Regions from separate parts of the Mus musculus genome. Here region 1 is linked to region 2. The links are chromatin loops, found by intact Hi-C in ENCODE. Cell type or tissue: heart. All regions are shown on one strand. Links, peaks and the distances in the headings refer to the core of each region. The heading gives the core; the rest is flanking DNA.

Region 1 (9,819 bases), core at 2,306-7,305, 53 kb before region 2:
GGGCTGGGGATGTCGCTCAGTGGAAGAGCCAATGGCTAGCACATGTGACCATTATCACCAATACCTCCGCCACAGCTGTTGCCACCGCCACCGCCGCCGCCACCACCACCACCACCACCACCACCACAGATACCACGCTTTTGGTGTCATTTCCCTGGTTTTCTCCAAAGAACACATTCTGATTTGAAATGCTACAAATGTTGCTTGTTCGCTGTTCTGCAGCTCCCAACCTTCCTCCCCCCGCCCCCATGCAGGCCCTGTCATCATGCCTGGAACAGCTGCTGGCTTAAGCTGTACCCAGTAACCAGCGCTTGAATAGACAAACTTCTCCAGCCTGGTACCAAGGTGCCGGGGTCTAAGGCAGGAATCCATGAGGTCACAGGGCAGGCACGATGTTAAATGAAAGTGGGTGGCATGTTTTCAGGCCAGGTTGGGAGGAATATGCAGAGAACTGGGAATCCCCTAAGGAGAAGGAAGGATTCCGTCTAGCAGAACCCCTTACCTGGCTCAGACCTGTTCCAGCCTGAAATTTAAGGCTTTCGGGGAAGAAAGAGAGCCAGGAGCTAAGCTACTCCAATAGCCAAATCACCCCAGAATGATTGCCCATAGAACGACCCTACTTCCAGAAAAGAATAGCGGTATCAGGGTTGTGAAGCGCCAGCCACCTTCCCACGTGATAAGGGAAGGACCCATGATATTTCTAATTTTAAGTTACGTGTTTAAAACCTCTGTCAGAAACCACTGCACTACACTGCCATCAGCCAGGGGTATCTGAATTGTTTCTCCACTAAGATGGCGCATCAGGAGGGTTAGCGTGCATCTCAAAATTCAGCTTCTAGTATGGTGGAAAATGAGACAGAAAACTAATACTTGGGTCATCAGCTTCCAAAGCGGACAGACACAAGACAAAACAACCTACATGCAGTGTCTCCATCTCCCGGCAGTGCTGAGTGAAGAGGCCACAGGTCCACCATCTCTGATCCCTCGTGTGGCCTCGATGCTACCTAGTAGGCCTTCCCTAGGTCCCCGGCTTCTCCTGACTTGGCTTCTAGTTCTCAAATAGTCCACTTCATCCCCACCCCCACCGTCCAGTGAGCTCATGTCTTATACACAAGTATTGTGGTCTTCTCTCTGGGAAAGTGAGCACAGGGCTTCCAGCCCTCCAGACCCCACTCCTGCCTCAGAGAATACACTAAAATGGATAGTTCATCCTATCTAGTCTCCTGAAAATGTGGTTTCATCCCCTCAACCTCCTCTGATTATGAACATTCAAGTAACGTGCAACCATCACTACCGCCCACCCATTACACACTCTAAACCTCCTCTCATCCCGGTTTTCTTCTCAGCTACTAAAGTGGCAGGCTGGGTTCCTTTCATCTCCTATCCTACTGGGCCACTGGTCTCTCCCTCCCGAATCCTGGGCCTCCTGAGATTAGGCTACCAAAGTTGCTCCTGTCAGCACCTCCTGCACCCACAACCCCCCAAGGATCCTTTCCTGTTCATGTCATCATTGCCTCTGCAATCTGGCTTCTGTCTCTGCCACTCCACTGAGACCCACAGTGGCTTTCTGAGAAAGGCTCAGCCATTATCTCCCTGGTGCCCTCTCTATGGCTTTTCCTGGAAACTCCCACCCCTGTTCTGAGCCCAGGAATGCCTCCTGCCTCTCCCTGCTGCTGTCCTGTTCCCATGGCCCAGAGTCTCGGATGGCCCAAATTCCTCCATCTGCTGCTCTTCATAAAACCGCATGACCTTGAGTTTCAGCCTTCTGTCTATGCTCCTGAGAACCAATGCTTTCATGCGCGGCTATGCAGACATCCTACAGCAGGCACCCACACGGGGAAGTCCCAAAGCGTCTCTACTACTCCAAAAGTCCCCTGTACTCCAATGTCCCGTCTACTCTCAGTCATACACAGCTTCCTCTTGACAGAGCCAAATGCCACTGCCCACTGGGAGGAAACAGAGTTACCTGGCTTCTGCTCTTCCCACTATCAACCTGACCTGCTAGAGGTCTCCAGGACCTCCACTTTGCAGGTTCTCCCTACCCTCTTGTTGGTGAGACACTCAAGACTGCTACTGTGGATCGCTGGAACAACACCTTAGCCCTAACCTTCTCCAATCCAAAACCGCATAATGCCAGTGTTCACTCTGTCTGCATCTCTGTCTGCATGGACCTCAGGAAACAGTTTCGATTCTTAGCAAAATTCAAAGCTCTGTCGAGGCCCAGGACCAGTGCTATGTCCTGTGCTTCCAAGAGTACAGATTTCTTTAGGATACACCTCACATCTGGGCTGGCTGTCCTCAGCCAAATGCACTCTCTTCCTTGCTCACTAGAGACCCTGCTTAGGGACCAAGACTTTACTAAGACACACCCCCTCCCCTGGCCCCGCCCCCTGCCAGGCAGCCAGTCTCCTCTCTGGTGGGGTAGGCCACACTTTCAACACCAGCCACAGTGACCACACCTCTTGTTAGCAGGAAGGGGTTATGTACACCTACCTACACTTAGCATGGATTCTAGTAGGAAAACTGATACTGTCCAGAGTGATATCAAAAGGGAGGAAGAGGAAAGTGAAAGGCTTTCTAGGAGACGATGTCAAATGTCACAACTATGGAAAGGAGGAAGAGAATTCGAATGGTGATCAATTTGCTATTAACTTGATTTAGGGGACAAGAGGACAGGGAAGTGGTCAAAGCCGAACTCCTCGAGGCATCTCTGGATGTCCCCTAACTATGAAAATGACTACTGTTTGCCACTGGCGGTTCTGGACCATATCTGCCTTCTGGGGCTATAGAGAGGCCTGGCCAGGTGCTCTATGGGCTTCTTAGAGATGCAGAGGATGAAACAAGAAAAAGCCAGTCAAGCAAACTGCTGGGAAGGAAGGACAGGCAGCTAGCAAGGAAGCCAACCTCTGCTCCTCAGCCAGGTCACATGCGTCTTCTGTGACACGCGTGGCTGGCAAGCCGAATTAACCCAGTTCCGGCTCTAGTAACGACCGGGGTTCCCAGTCTTCTGCCATTGATGCCATGTACACACACACACACACACACACACACACACTCTGTCTGCATAAAGAAACGCTCAGTTGTTCTTCCCAATGCACAGGTAGAGCTGGAGGGCCCCCCTGAATCCTATTCAATCCAATCCCTTTCTCCCTTCCAATTAGATGAAAGGTTTAGATGAAAGATTTAGACACAATTTCACCAGTGAAGCTGGTTTCCTTTGCACCAAGTGCTTGTATGGGCCAGATGTGTGGCAGTGGCCTTACTACTAGGTGGTCTTAATATTGATGATAACAGCACACACACAGCACACACACACACACACACACCCCAGCAAAACCCTTGCTTGCCGTGGCCAGTTCTGTCAAATGCACAGCCCACAACCTTTCCCTTCCTGCCAGGGACCCTACTAGAGGATGAGCCCCCTAGGACAACACTGAAGTTCAGCCTAAACTTTTATTTCCTTTCCCTTACAATCCAGTTGCCAACAGACAACCACCACGGGCTCTTTTAGTTCTAAGATTCCAACCCTTCTGGGCTCAAAGCCAGATACCTCAAGTTTCTACAGAAGATTTCTTTTCACTACCAATGAGATTAGACAGCATAGACCCTGAAGAGCCAACAGGTTACATTCTGTGTCTGCCATGTCCTAAAATGCAATGCAGATGACGTGAGGCTGTTTGAGGTGACCCCCCTCCCACCTGCTCTTCTAAAATTCTAGCTTCCTGTAGCAGGATCACTGCCGGCTCTTGCCCCATGAACTTGTAAAGTCTAGGAGAACACATGTGTTCTGGGAGTCAGGGTGGGGATGTCAGGAAGTGTCACTTATTGCTGTCACACACACACACAGCTGCTGTGGCCTGTGCAAGTCTTTTTTTTTTCCCCCCCGAGACAGGGTTTCTCTGTATAGCCCAAGCTGTCCTGGAACTCACTCTGTACACCAGGCTGGCCTCAAACTCAGAAATCCGCCTGCCTCTGCCTCCCAAGTGCTGGGATCAAAGGTGTGCGCCACCACCGCCCGGCAGCTTGTGCAAGTCTTACTCCTAACAAGCCATCCTCCCCACTTGCTCTCCCATGAGCTCTCGGACAGCATCATCGCCTGCACCAAGGACCACAGCTAGAAAACTGATCTGGGAATAGAGCAGCGGACCCCAGTGTGCCTAACCCAGTTCAGGTGCGGTTTAACAGGCGCCCTCAGAAGTACTGCTCACCTGGGGAAAAGAAGGCAGGCACATTCTGCCCCACAAGACACTTGACCCACATACAGGAACTACTGTCATCGGGCGTTATTGTCAAAGGTCTTGAGTCAAAAGACACCTCTAGAACCCGCAGAGGATCCAGTGGTGTGGGACAGGAGTCATCACCATGGGTTGACAGAGGGGAAAGCGCAGCCTGTCAGACTCTGCCTGCCTCTCCTCATTCTAGCGTCCACCCTGACATCCTGCAAGTGACAGGAGTGTGCCATCGAGAGAGTTACACCTCCTCAGAGTCAATGTCAAGCAAACACCAGCATTGTTGTTCTCACCCCGTGAGCTCCTGAGACCTCTGGGGGTTAGCAGGAAAAAAGATGTCACTTTGGTGACAATCATCTGGACAAGCAGTAGAGGAGGACCGGACACCAGGAACATGTAAGACAGCCCAGATCACTGCACCCAGAGAGAGGCCTACCGGTGAGAATTCAGTTTAACCAAATGTCCTGTACGCCGCCTGCTTGGTATCCACAGAGTGATGGCTCTGAATAGAGACAACAGCGATAAAAGAGTTGTGGGATCTAAACAAACTACAAACCAGGTAACTGGCCTCCAGTCCCACAGCACCAGAGTGCCTGACTTTTAGGCCACAGGAAAGATCAGGGACACGTTGCAGGAATCAGTTCTTTCATCGGGCTTTGCAGCCTTTACCACCAAGTTACCTCATCTGAGTTAATACTGGTTTAAAAAAAAAAAAAAGGCCTTCTCAGACAAAAAGAAAGAATTCCTTAGTTTGGGCTAAGTGCTAGTACCTGTAACCCAGCACTGGGAAGGCTGAGGCAGAACTATCATGAATTCAAGAACAGCCTGGGCTATACAGTGCGACCTTCTCTCAAAAGGAAAAACAGGAAACACAATTCTGTCTGCTTCGGCCTTCCTGCACCCTTCCTCCGCAATGTGAGTGTTGCACAAATCTCTCCATTGCCAGAGACTTTTAGTCTGAGAGCCAAGGTACCAAACACGTGGCAGTCAGTTAAGGCCTCAGTGGGCAGCGACCTTCCTCCCGACAGCTGGACACTTTCACTGGCACGGCAGAGAGCAACAGGCTGTGAATCCCCAACCCTGTAATTTGCTAAATAGCTGATCAAAGAAACACAATGAGATTTATGGGGAAGATGCTTTGAACTCTAGCATGAGGCACAGGCATCTTAGCTGAGGCACCCACACAGCTGCAGGGCCCTCCGGACGTCTTGCTTCTTGAGACTGACTTTGGTCCAAGTCCTCGGTTTGACTTCATGTACAAACCGAGTGTAAGCAAAAGCAGCAAGGGCGGTGACATCAAAAACCCTGAACAGACTGACAGACCCAACGCACAGCTGGACTGACAGACCCAAGGCACAGCCAGCGGCTAAGACGTGAGGACCGAGTCACAGAGCCTCATCCATCAGCCCCCTCACTTGAGGAGGCCTGTGCTCTCCTGTGTGTTCCTCAGAGGGGCCGTTCGACTCCACTAATGTCAAGCAAGAGGCCACCGTGGGGAGTAGAGAGATGGCTCAGTGGTTAAGGACACTGACGGCTCTACCGGAGGACTAGGGATCGATTCCCAGTGCTTCCACGCCTTAAAAACATCTGTAACTCCAGTTCTAGGGGAGCTGATGCCTTCTTCTGGTCTCCATGGACACTGGGTGCACATGGTACACAGAAATACATGCCGGCAAAACATCCATATGCATAAAATAAATAAATAAAATTTAAAAGGGTGAGTGAGAAGAAGAGCAGGAGGAAAAGGAAGCTTTCACAGCTGCCACCACAGTGGCAGAGGACAAGGGAGGTGCACTGTGAGGAGGCAGACACACTCCTGTCACTCTTCCTGCATCTCTCCCAGACTCCTCCCACCTCCTAGCCTCACTACCTTGAACCACCTTCCGGACTCTGGCACAGGCTCCTAAATGCAGGCTTTTTCCTGTGGGTGGTTTGCCTTTTGTGATAAGAATGATGTAACATGAAAGCTACCATTTTAACCAGTTTTAAGTGCACATCTGGGGCCATGTTGTATGTCTGACTACACCTATTTCTAGAACTTTTCATAATCCCCACCAGAACCTATTATCCCAAGAAACAATGGCTTCTATTCCCCTCTCCTCTCTATTTGTCCTTTGAATGTATCATCTGTCCTTTAAAATTAGTATTCTTTTAAATTATGAGTACTTGTATGCATCTAGGTATAGATGTGCATCAAATCTTCCTAGACTTAGAGGTGGCTGTGAGCCACCAGAACTGGACACAAGGAACCAAACTCGGGTCCTCTGCAAGGTCAGTGGATGTTCTTAACTGATGGGCAGTCTTTCACAGCTCCTATATAGATACTGTTACATGGTTCCTCTGACTTGGCAGGTTTTCTTGCATCCCTTCCCTTTTTGTGACTAAATATTATTTCACCACGGCCAACAGTGTATCCTGTTTACACATTCATTCACCCACCAATGAGCACCTTTTGGTAGCTGAATAAAAGCTGTTATGGTTATGTCTGTACAAGTAGAAAGCAGGCTAAAGATGTGAAAATGTTAAACCTCAAAACACATGAACAATCAATATCAACAATTAATTAGTCATCAGGAAATGTCAATCAGAAACATGAGACACTATTACATATCTGTGAGACTGACTAAAGTTCAAGACTGACAATACCAAGAGCAGGTAAGGACAGGGGACAACCGGAACCCAGACAACTATGCTAGAACCACTTTGGGAAACTGCTAAACACTGGCTCTTGATGCACCTTAAAATGCAATTCCATTCTTGTCCATACAGGCAGCAGAGGTGAACATGAGCCAGGCATGGTGGTACGGGCCTGTGATCCCAGCACTTAGGTGGCTGAGACAGGAGCTCATAGTATGTGGCCCGTGGTCACATTAACAAAACATTGTCTCAAAAACAAAACAAAATGTAAAAACACCAATAACAAAAACAACAACAAAACAACCAAAAACAAAACAAAACAAAACAAAAAACCACCTAAGAGAGGGCAAATATTATACCATGGAGCAGAAACAGAGAGAAGAAAGTTAGGTCTATGCTAAGAGGCTAGCACAGGAATGCTCATATCGGCTTTGCCCCCAAACTAGAAATAACCCAAATGTCAACAGCAACCCAAATGATTAGGGAAAATGCAACTATACCATGCAACAGAGTATTATACAGAAAAAAAGAAAGAGAGAAAGAGAGAAAGAGAGAAAGAGAGAAAGAGAGAAAGAAAGAAAGAAAGAAAGGAAGGAAGGAAGAAAGGAAGGAAGAAAGAGAAAAGGAAAAGGAAAAACAAGATTAACCATACTTCTCTTTCCGTAGTCACATAGGATGGTAACAAGGATACCTGCCCATGCCAAAGCCTGAACTCCTCTGCCCTGTGAAACAACAGATGCAGATCATCTATGCAAAGCCTTCAACTTTTCATTCATTCATTCATTCACCTATTATTCATCTATTCATCCATTCATTTGTTCAATTTGAGGCAAGGCTAACATAGCCCAGGCTGACCACACACTGACTGTGTAGATGAGCTAACCCTGGAACTTGTCATTCTCCTGCCTCCACCTCCTGAGGCACCACCACAGTCAGTTTATGTGGTGGTAAGTTTTGAACAAATGACTGCCTGCATGCTGGACAAGTACTCTATCCAATGAGCTACATCCTCAACTATACCAAATATATTTTAAATCATCTCTAGACAACTTGTAGCACCACACAATGTTTATATTATGCAAATAGCTGCTATAGTGTATTGTTTAAGGAATGATGACTAAGTCCGTGCATATTTGGTACCTTACTGCATTATTTATGGAATAAGGACTATGTCTATGCATATCAGTACTGAGGCAGCGCTCATGGGTACAGGTACAGAGGGCCCATTGGACTGCAACATAGCAATGCAAATGAAGTGCACAGACTCATGTATGTCCCATGAGTCAGAGCAGACAGATACAAAAGGATCGAACTGCATAACTCCATTTATCAAAGACTAAACACAAATAAAACTTCAAATCGATATCCAGGGTGATGTCTCCCACAGACTAAGTCCTCCTCTAACCTCTCCATCTAAAGACCCAGTTTCCCAACTCCCCCCACAGCTACGGAAGGGCCGATACTGCAGATACCTAAGATTTCACAGGCTTGCCTCCCCTGACCGATCGATCTCATTTGTTACGGGAATGATGGCTCATTCATTGGTTAAAAGCCTGGGTTGTGTTCTAAGCAACCCCACTTGTTGGCTCACCTGTAATTCCAGCTCTGGGGGACCGTATCCTTCTTCTGATCTCTATGGGCACCTGCGTGTGTGCACCCACATCAAGACACATGTAACTTAAAACATTTCTTAAAGTCATGAATTGCATACCTTACAGAACACATATTACACAACCACATAAAAGGTGGGCACCTTCTAAGTGTCTCAAACACAACTAAGGGACAGCCACAGCATGCATGAATGGATCCACACTAAGACAGAACTGACCCAGCACTACCTCGCATATGATCTGACAGACAGCTGGGAGCCCAATGGGCTTCTGACCAGAGGCAGGGGTGTGAGGCTGATTAACAGCAAGCAGGGTCCATGCTCCCAGCCTACTGAGGTCTCCATCCCTGTGACACATTCTATAGTTTAGAGGAAGGCTCCTTTTCCAGTAGGGGGCCAGAGTCACCAAACCCAGTGTGGACCTGACTACAGGTTAGGGTCAGGGTCTCCACATGGGCAGAACAAGTCTGAGTGATGACATCATATAGGCATGTGACAAGGATCTAACTTCAGCATCATATAAAGAACTCATCTGTCTCCTTCTGCAGGATGACCTCAACCACGCCTAAAGGAGCCAGACAACACTTCTTTTCACGCTCAAAACTGAAAGGCCTTTCTAGTCTGGGAAGGAACTTGGGAAGGACAGCTCCTATCTTTGTAGTAACCTAAGGTGATCGCGGTCCTCTGTGACAGATGGGCCTACCCAAGACAGCCAGTCTACTGCAGGAGGCTGCTCTACTCAAGCCACAAGAGACACCCAATTCAGAAGGCACTAGGACCAACAACACACAGTGACCACACACATGAGTCCCTCATGCAGGCCAGATGTGTCCCTACCGGCACAGTACTATAGCCGCCTGTCCAGTGTGGCTGTCAGGTCAGATACGCCTCAGGCACTCAGTAACGGCTCGGGGCTTTATAATTCCAGGTGGTGGAGTGCTGAAGCCTGATTTTTCCAATGTACCAATCAGCTTCCACTTTAATGCCTGCTCTTCCTGGGCGAATTGGACACAGCTTTGAAAGCATGATTTCCAGTGCCTGGAAAGAATTTGTGCAGCACAGCAAAGAGAGCTGATTCTCCGAGATGTCCTCCAAGGGAACAAGGAGAGACTGGCTCCATGATCATTCAAAGGAGGAAGATAAGAAGGAGGGTAAAGGAATAAAAGAAAACCCATCATAAAGAAAGACGGCGATGACCTAAACCCCAGGATGTACAAGCATGAAAGCAATGGCAGCTTGAGCCGGGAATCAAAACAGGACCCAGGCAGGGTCCTCATCAACGACGAACATTTCCTACATCTGTGTGGGAAGTACCTGCAGGAGAGGCTGTGAGTCCTGCATCAC
Region 2 (9,819 bases), core at 3,093-8,092:
CAATTAATTATACACAGTGGTGTCTTCCCCAGACTACTTCTTATCCATAAAGAAACCAAGGCAATGACAACTGATCTGGACTTCAGCCTTGGGAATGACAGACCCACGGCAGAGCCAGAGAGATGGCTCAATGAGTAAAAAAATTGCTTGTTGCAGAAAAGCCTGATCACAAATTTGATCCCTGGGATCCACAGGGAAAGGAAAAAGCCAACTCCCAAACACTGCCTCTTACCTTCACTCGTGGGCCATGACACATGTACACGTATACACACATGCACACAGCACGCTGCACACCGCTAACCACTATATACACACACACAAAGTAACAGAAACTAAAATCATGGAAAATTTAAGAGAGAGAAACTCACCTAAGTCACAAAGTAGAGGAAAGAAGAGATATGGACAGACATGGCTGTACTCAATCCCACAGCCCAGCTCCATGACCCCGGAAGACCTTCCTACTGCCCTGCACTGCCCTCTGAGAAGCACACAGGCTACACCAGGCCTCCAGATGCTCCAGAGTGGAACACTGAAGAGAAATCAGGCCAGACACACGGGAACACACCTTTAATCCCAGAATCAGAAGGCAGAGGCAGGAGGATCTCTGAGTTCAAGGCCAACCCTGTCTACGTAGCTACTTCCAGGCCCAGGGTGACAAAGAGAGACTTCCTGGAAGAAAACAAACACACACACACACACACACACACACACACAGAACTCCTGAGGCTGGTTCAGTCCGTTTCTATAAATGAAAGGGAGAAGTGTGATTATGGTTTTTAGGAGTCACAGGCGTGTGTGAGGGTACAGGCACAGCCTGGGAATCCTGAGACCACCACCCTCTTAGTAGAAAGATCGATGATAACAGCACAACTTCCTGCCCCAATTGGCTGCCCCAGGCTGGCTTAGGACTCTGCAGAACACTCACAACACAGTGTCCACTCAGAGGGTCAGTCAGGGCTCTTCAGTGTCTGCCACTATGGTCATATGATCAGGACTGTTATGAGTCCGAAAGCTCTAGCAGGCTGCTCTCTGCAACATTCTTCTATTCCAGAACCCTGAAATCCCCAATCATAGGGCAGCCAGGGACGAGGGGCGGCGTTCTCCTCTCTCCTCCTCCTCCCCAGGCTCCCAAGGTGGAGGGGCTTCTCACGCTTCAGAGACAGAGGCAGGCTGGACCAAATAAAATGGAGCTCTGTCAGTTTAAATGGTGCTGGGGCTCCAGGGTCCTCCTCAGGGCCACACCCACAGCCCTGCACATTTATTTTAAAGCTGTAAGGGAAGCCAATTGCAGTGTCTGGTTAGCCACTGGCTGTGATGTCTCCTTCCCAGAGTTCACCAGAATGAGCCTTTCAGCACCAACTATGATGTAACCGCCCCAGCAGACCCTCCAGTGCAGAAAGCCCCCTCTACTGGCCATCATCCCCTCTCCTCAACTTCACAGCCAGTCTCAACCATAGAAGCAGGCAGACCAAAGAGGGAAGCAGTGTCTGACAGATGCTGGGGGCGGGGGAGGGGGGTGGGGGGGTGGGGATGGGGACAAGCTCCTACTGCTCAGCAGAAACTTCAATACTCCCACCTTTTACTGAGGAAAAGTCCACCTCCTCCCATCTTTGCCCTGGTGATCCCTTCCACAGTCTCCCTCCTCCCATCTTTCCCCTGGGGATTCCTTTCTTTCATTCTTTTTAATGATGCAGCAGTCTCTCGTCCTCTTGTGCAAGTCTAAGCAGCCAATGAAGAAAAGTCATTCTATGCTGGAGAATACTGCTTTCCTGTCTTGAACAGTTGCCTCTGCACGCCTTCAGACAGCTGAACCACCCTTAAGAAAACATGACTGAGCCTCACCAGGACAGCAACGTCATCCTGCCCAATAGTGTATCCAAGCACCTAGGTGGCAGAGGACTCTGAGAAACGGAGCCAAAGACTGACAGAGGGATTGGCTGGAAAATTCACCTAAATCCATCTAGGGAAAGTCCACTAGATGAATTTAGGTGAATTTCCACACAATGTCCCCTCTAATCCCCACATAACTCCCAGACTGTGCTCTAATTATCTTTGGGAGCTAAACACCAAGAAAGAAGCAGGTGTCCAACTTTCCAGCTAGAGCAGAAAAGCAGCCTTCCTGCAGACCTCAGCGAAAGCGCCAGCTCGTCAAGGAGAAAACCCTGGCACTAGCTGGGAGTGTCGGCGCACGCCTTTAATCCCAGGGCTTGGGAGGCAGAGGCAGGCGGATCTCTAAATTCAAGGCCAGCCTGGTCTATAGATGGAGTTCCAGGACAGTCAGGGTTAAACAAAGAAACCCTGTCTTAAAAAACAAACAACAACAACAAGAAGCCTGAGCGCTAAGGACAGGCTGTAGGTGGGAGAATCACTTCCCCAATCCCTGAGCCACTTCCATTCTCTCTGGTCCTAACAGTCCAGTGGGGTTTTATCTATTTAATTATTCATACTCTCCAAATTTAAATTTTTATTCAGTTCTGTCCGCCCCCCCAACCCCCCCCCCAAGTAACGACTGTCCACTGCAGAGGGTGGGGGAGGGGCAGAGAGACTAACAGGTGTCAGGACTCCAAACCCTGCCCACTAAGCCACGACACTCCCCAGAATAAGACCCTAGGTCTTACTTGCTTTCAGCCGAGGGCTTTCTGCCACGTCCTTGCCCTGGGAACTCACCATGCCCTAGTGTGTCATGTATGAAACAGGGTTAATACCTAGAATAAGTTAAACACACCTATGAGGAGGAAACAGATGATGTGCACCTAGCCCAGGCGCTGAGAATCAATGTCACGAATTTGGGGGCGTGGCTCAGTGGTGAGCGCTGGCCCAGCTGAGAGAGGCCCAGGCACCTGCCTCCAAAGAGAATCAATCAGTGAAGAAAAGGAAGTTCACCTCCTCAAAGAAACAGCAGTAACTGAATCCAGAGCCTGCTTCTGTAAAAATGTCACGCCCAATATCACGCAGCGTAAACAAACCAATGATGGTTCTTATTTTTCCAAGTACATTAGCTCTGATAGCCTTTTAATCTGCTCATAGGACCAGCTGCAAGAAGGGAGGAGGCAAACGGTGGCTCCTTGCCGAGCCCAGAGCAGAGTCCACGAAAGCTAAGCGGCTACTCCTGCCTGCTGGCTACTCCTGCCTGCTGGTCCAGCTTCTGCCATTCTGGCCTCTTCTCAGATGTCAATGCCTGGAAAAATTAAGTCAGGATTCTAGCTCCACTTGGACATGTCAATCCGCGGAGTACAATCCTCACCTCCAAGAGTAATCAACAGATCAAAGAAAGGGTCAACTCTCCTACCGAGTGGAACAAGGTGAGCAGGCGACAGGATCTCTTCTAGTACAGGTGCCATCCTCTCTTTCACAGTGCAACCCTAGATCTGGAGATATGGCTCAGCAGCTAAGAGCACTGACTGTTCTTCCAGGAGCCTGATGTTCAACTCCCAGCACCCATGTCAGACAGCTCACAACCACCTGTAGCTCCAGCTCCAGGGGTCTAATGACCCCTTCTGGCTCCCAAGGGCACCTGCACACACATGTGGACACACACAGACACACATACATACCTTTAAGTAAAAATGAATATGTAAAATGCAACATACTGCTGGGTAGACTGGTCACACCTGCCATCTCTGCAGTCATGAAGTAGACGCAGGAGGATCAGGAGCTCGCCTGCCACAAAGCATGATCAGGTTGGCCATCCTTGGCTATAATAGGGAGTCCAAGGTCCAAAATATACAAGACCCTATGTCCAAAAAAAAAAAAAAGGAGCCAGCCTGGGTTACTTAGCAAGTTCAGGCCAGACTGGAATACACATAAAGAAACCCTGTCTCTAAGGAAAACAAGCCAGTCAGTGGTGGCACAAGCCTTTAATTCCAGCACTCGGGAGGCAGAGGTGAGTGGATCTCCTTGAGTTCGAGGCCAGCTTGATCTACAAAATGGGTTCTAGGACAAGAAGGGCTACACAAAGAAAACTTGTCTTAAAAAAAAAAAAACCAAACCAAACCAAAAACAAGAAAATGCATGAGACAGCTGGAAAACCTCGATTTTTCTTGATTAATTCTTCCCAGTCCAGAAGTGTTTCACTTATAGCCTCTTACTTTAGTCTAGAAAGCTAAAAGTGGGAAGGGGAGGACTGATTTCCTAGTTGGGGGGCTGGGGGGTGCAAGAGGCCCAACTCCATCCCCCACCCAGTTCTTCCAATCAAAGAGGAAAGATATAGATAGATAGATAGATTTTTTTTTTTTTTTACTTAAGACCTACTATGTGGGAAGCACTGTGCAAAGCACTTTTCCTACATTATTTCCAAAGCCCATTTTCTCTCCCACACCTACAAACCACACAATACAAATGCCCTGGTAGGGTGAAAGCCCCAACCAGTTAGCAGTCAAGTTTTAGACTTTTCAAAAGTTAGCACTCTAGCTGAGGAACTGGGTCCAAGTTATAAACGATTCTTTGCAGAACCAACCAAACTGTCTTAGGTATAATTCTGAAATCAACACGTGCTATTAGTATACCACTAAAAGGCAGGCTAGACTTTTACAACCTCGAGCATAAGAAATGCTCACTGGAAGGCTAGAATAACTGACTCGAGTGCATGTGGCAATCAAATACGGAATTTATGATATCCTCTTCAAGGCCCTTGGGAGATGCGCTCACAGAAGTGAAGAACAGCATCCTTTGTGGCCCGGTCATAGTGAACTTAACTCCTGCCGGCAACAACAATCTGTAAGATGCCTTTCTCATCATAAAATCTCACTCTCTCACCATCAACCTAAACGACTGTGTCAAACACACACGGATGTCCTGGTATCTAAACGCTACTCTCTCCAACCATCCACTGCACGCTTTAAATAAACAAAGCAAAACAAAACAACAACAAAAACCCACTATCTATAATGATCTCCACTGCGCTGCATTCATCCGTTTCACACAAGTCATAATTAATGCCTGAGTTAAGCACCAAAATCAAAGCAATACGGATGTGGTGTGCATTCTTGGAAATAACTTTCTGTCTTCTGACTCGGGGGGTGTGAGGGGAATCAGCCAAGATACAAGGCTGACCCACGATCCCAACTGCGCTGAGGCTCCTAAAGGACCCCCTTCTTCCCAGCAACAATTGTGAAAGAGCTTGATGATACGAAGCCTGCCAAGTAGAGACGCCAGAAACCTGCAATCGGCCATCACACCGGCTGTCTGAAAACACCAGACAAGCCCATATCTGGGTAGGGCTCTCTCCAAGGTTATTCTTAAGCTAGTGATGTCTAGTGTGCCAATGGGGACCTCCAACAGTGTTGTCACTTTCTAAGGCAGTTAAGGAGGGGAACAGCGACGAGATAAGAGGCCTCGGTGGCTGCCTGTAGCCCACTCAGTCTACCACCAGACGGAAATGTCAAGAGTTCTCTCTCATGGCCACCTGCCATAAACGTCCTCAGCAACCTACACACTGCGCCTGCTGGGCTCTCCAGACTAGGGACATCGCGGAGCACAGTCCCACTCCCCAGGCTGGGTCTTCTACCCTACAAAGCCTCCTTGGGCACACCCAGCCCAAGTCACTCAGTCCCATTCCTACTAGCGAGATGGCTCTCTTATGTCCTCCCAGGGCGCGACCTGACCTAGCACCCGATTTCTGGAGGTCAGGGACCCGGACACGGGCCCGGCAGAGCGGGAAGCGCAGAGGGGCTTCCTCGCCTGAGCCGCAGCTCCGCCAGCGCTCCGGACGCACGCGTCCGCCAGAGGGAGGCACAAGGCACCGGGCGGGTTGGGATCCCGGGGCTGCCCGGGCGGGACGTGTCCAGCCACGCATCGGGGCGCCGCGGCCACCCGCGCCAAAGCCGCCCGTGGGCCAGCCGCCGACCGGCACACCGAGGCGCAGCGTGGGCGGGATTGTGGTTGCTCCCCAGGAGCACGGCGCTCACCTCTGCTTCATGCTGCTGTGTCCTCGTGGCCGGCGAGGCCACCCAGCCGCGCGCCGGGACACGCAGCCGCAGCCCCCGCGCGCTAGCCCGCAGCGTCCGGCGCGGCAGCAGCAGCAGTAGCGGCGGCAGGAGCGGCGCCGCCGGGGCGGGGCCAGCACATGGGAGGGCGGGGGCTGCGGCCCTTCAGGCTGGACCACCGACCCCAACGGGGGTGCGGGTGCTCAGTGCTCCCGCAGCTCACTCCTGCTCCTCATACTCAGAGGCCCGGTTGTCACCTCCAGGGTCGGTCCTGAAGAAGTCTCACGGATCACAAGCAGGTAAAGAAATGCATAGCTGCCAGTCCCTCCTCCTTGCTCTCTACCCCCTTCGGCATGGACCATATGGTACATTCCTGAAAGCCCAACGGAGTAGGAGAGGAACGAGGTGATTGGCTGGGAATCTTGGAAGGGGCGAGAAGCTACACAAAAGAGCCAACGGGATAACACCAGGGGCATATCAAAGCCGGCCAGACTGGGGATGGGAGGACGCCCTTAAAGGGGACTTGTTTGTTGCCCTCAGAAGCTGCCACAAAAACAAAGCTAGAATTTTCTTCCTGATCTCATCCAGATGAGACAAAGAGGGGAAGTCTCCGATTTTCGGAGTAATAGCTATAGAAAACTTCAGAGAATTGAATCTATATTGAATCTATTTGACTTTGAGTGGATAACTCCAACTCCCTACCTCAGTTTCCTTTTTCAATCAGATGAGACTGTTAGATCACACTTGACCTCTAGGAAGCCTTTCTCTTATTTCCTCATCTCTTTCAAGAGATTATTAATCTCTTCAATTCCGGGCATCTTAAAGAAGTGTGGTTGAAAGTGGGTAGACTTTCTAACACCACTTCTGTACAAACATTACAGGGAGACAGATTGACTATTCTTTCAAGGTCTTTTCATACGTTAAGGAGCATTTTTCCTACCAGGGGATAGATAGATAGATAGATAGATAGATAGATAGATAGATAGATAGATAGATAGATAGATTAGAGTCTAGCGCTCCTAGAGTTTAATGAAGTTTTAGTTGATTCTTCTTCACTGGCCTGCTGGACTGTGCAGGATTCCGATCTTCAGCCACAAATCCCACCAGCTGAATAGTTTGTTCCTGGCCGAAGTCTGTACAGCACACTACTCAATTATGCAAGGGTCCCCTTGTTTTCTGTTTTGTTTTGTTTTGTTTCAGTCACCCTCCATGTCTAGCTGAAGACCTACAAACATCCCTAAAGATCCTCCCCCCCCCCCCCCCACTTTACTCCAGGAAGCTCGACTGGTTCAGACCAATTCCACTCGGTTTGCATAAAGTGTCCTGTGGCTCTGGAGGGCGCGTGTGAAGGTCAGAGGACAGCTTTTAAGAATCAGTTCTCTCCTGCCGTGGGTTCTGGGGATCAAATTCACAGGCCCTCTGCTTTATTTCAGAAGTTTTCAGCCTGCACTCCTCAGCTTCCAAACTGTAAGATAGCCAGGATGCTTTTCCTGAGAGTTTCTCTTGCAGCCAGACAACCCATCTTCCAACTATTGTCCAAAGACACGGAGAAAGTCCGAATCTGCTAGGTAGCCCCTGGAATGGACTAATTGTAGCTACTGACATCTAAGAACTCCCATTTCTACCTTGTGTCCCTGTGACCCTAATTTTCCGTGTTTTCTGCCCCCAAACGTCATGCTAGTACCCAGCAGCTGCTCCTGCTGGTGTTTATTAACTGTTATGGTTTAGATAAGTAGTGTCCTTCAGAAAGGCTCGTGTATTGGATGCTGGGGCCCCAGCTGGCTTGCTATTTTGGGAGGTGCTGGAAACTTTAGGAGGCGGGGCCTAACTGGCTGAAGTAGATCATTAGGAGTTATCTTGTCCTCTGGCCTCTTCCCATTCGCCATGAGGTCCACGGGTTCCTCCTGCCATGCAGCTCTTCCTGCAAGCAGGGGCACCATCGTCAACAGAGTCAGGGACCAAAGATGGAAATCTCGAATTAAAAGAATTCCTCCCTTAAACTGTTTAAGTCAGGGATGTTTCTCATAACTGTGAAGAAACTGACTAAACACAGTATATCAGTAATGTTAGGAGAGGTTTATATGTGTCTTTTCATTCCAACCTCACACCAATGCTATGAAGGGTGTTATTTCTATTCATACCGTTCGTTATTCCTCCTGGGGGTGGGGGTGGGGGGCAATGAAGAAGCTAATCTGTACAGGGGCACAGACAGAGAGGCCTGACTCTGATGACCACCCTCATAATCCTGCGGGACAGCACTGTGCTGGGGGTGGGGAGGATTTTTGTTCTGTTTGTTAACCTGACATGTGCTGGGGGTGGGGGGTGGGGGGTATTTGGGAAGAGGGTGTCTCAACTAAGGAATTACTGTCATGTTGGCCTGTAGGCAACTTTGTACGGCATTTTCTTGATTAACAATTGATCTAAGAGGGCCCAGCCAACTGTGGGCAGTGCCACCTCTGGGCTCTCTTAAGAAAGCAGGCTGAGCAGCACAGGGAACAAGCTGGTAAGCAGCACCCTCCATGGCCTCTGCATCAGCTCCTGTCCTGACTTCCCTTCATGGCGGACCACATCTAGAAGCTGAGATAAATGCTTGCCTCAAAGTTGCTTTTGGCCATGATGTTTTATCACAGAGATCAAAAGTGAACTGTGACAAGTGCTGTCTCCTATTGTTCATAAATCTACTTCATGGTCAATAAAAGATGATGCCAAGCTGGGGACTCCATGGTAGAGTGAATTTTAGCTTGCTTGAAGCCCCAGGTTTGGTCTCCAGCAAAAGGGAGGGAAAGGGGGAGAAAGGAAAAAGAGAAAAGGAAGCAAGGGGGAGGGAGAGAAGGGGAGGGATTGGGGAGGGAAGGGGAGGGGAGGGGAGAGCAGAGCAGAGCAGAGCAGAGCAGGGGAGGGAAAGGAGGAGGAGGGGAGGGAAGAGGAGAAAAGAGGAGAGGAGGGAAGGGGGAGGAGAGGAGGAAAAGGGGGAGGGGAGGGGAGGGGAGGGGAGGAGAAGGGAAGGGAAGGGAAGGGAAGGGAAGGGAGGAGGAGAGATAATTTCAAAACTCAGTTTCTATGCTTGCAATGTCATATGAACATCTAAACAAGACTGTGTGGAGGACTGGCAAAAGTTTGACTCCACAAGAAAGGAAAGAAACTACAGCTTGCAAAGCACACTAACTTAGCCAAAGTTAAGAAAGCTGCTAAATAACGTTGCCTGAACTTGGGAGGCAGAGGCAGGAGGATTGTAAGTCCCAGGTCAGACTGGTGTACGTTCCGAGATCCTGTCAGAGAAAAACCAGAACTTTGGGCTGTCACTCAGCTGTAGAGTAGTCACATAACATATTAATTGCCTCGGGTTCTGTCCCCGAGACCTCCAAAAATAAAGAAATGGAGCAGGGCTTTCCAACCTGTACATCCTGTCCACTGCAATCTCACACTCCCTCACAATCCTTTTACAACATGTAACAAGTAGGCAGCAGTCCAAAGCAACAGAGGAAAGAAATACAGAATAGCAAAGTGTGTGCTGGAGAGTTCAGGGGCTGCGGTGTAAGAAGCCTAACTTACAGTGAGCTTGGGTCTCTGCCGCATTGGTTGGTTCAATAGCAGAGGAGAGGCAAAGTTCCTACCACCTGAGTGCTCAGGCTGGAATGAGCCCTGCGTCCATGAGGAAGGGCGGTGTGCACTGCCTCTGAACCAGATGTTTGGTAAAATAACCCGCCCCACTGGCAGAATACAAACCTGAAAATAGAGGTTGGGCTAACTATTTCATTCTTTTTAAGCTGTTAAAATCCTAGTAAGATTGTGTGGAGGTGGGCTGGTGAGACAGCTCAGTGGATAAAGAGGCCTGCCTCTAAGCCCGAGGACCTGAGTTCTGTCACTGGGACCTGCATGGTAGAGAGAATGAACC

The links. Peaks named below come from ENCODE experiments on the same cell type or tissue, not always from the same donor. Only the 100,000 strongest peaks of a DNase experiment are listed, where the experiment ranks them.
Region 1: it touches region 2 in a loop (2.1-fold over the local background); 13 of 42 quality-filtered maps call a loop at or near these places.

Annotation. Positions count from the first base shown.
Region 1 is chr6:121,052,158-121,061,976 of GRCm38, forward strand. All of the region lies in intron 1 of Mical3 (microtubule associated monooxygenase, calponin and LIM domain containing 3), which reads right to left. Among named protein-coding and RNA genes, the nearest start is that of Gm4651, 7.4 kb to the right of the region's middle. In heart, for the core only: no CTCF peak of the experiment used is centred there; a DNase peak (open chromatin) is centred at 5,273; H3K27ac peaks cover 3,318 bases.
Region 2 is chr6:121,104,111-121,113,929 of GRCm38, forward strand. The region is part of intron 1 of Mical3 (microtubule associated monooxygenase, calponin and LIM domain containing 3); the gene reads right to left. Among named protein-coding and RNA genes, the nearest start is that of Mical3, 22 kb to the right of the region's middle. In heart, for the core only: a CTCF peak has its summit at 5,717 (motif pointing right); DNase peaks (open chromatin) are centred at 5,541, 6,341 and 7,721; H3K4me3 peaks cover 2,989 bases; H3K27ac peaks cover 3,454 bases.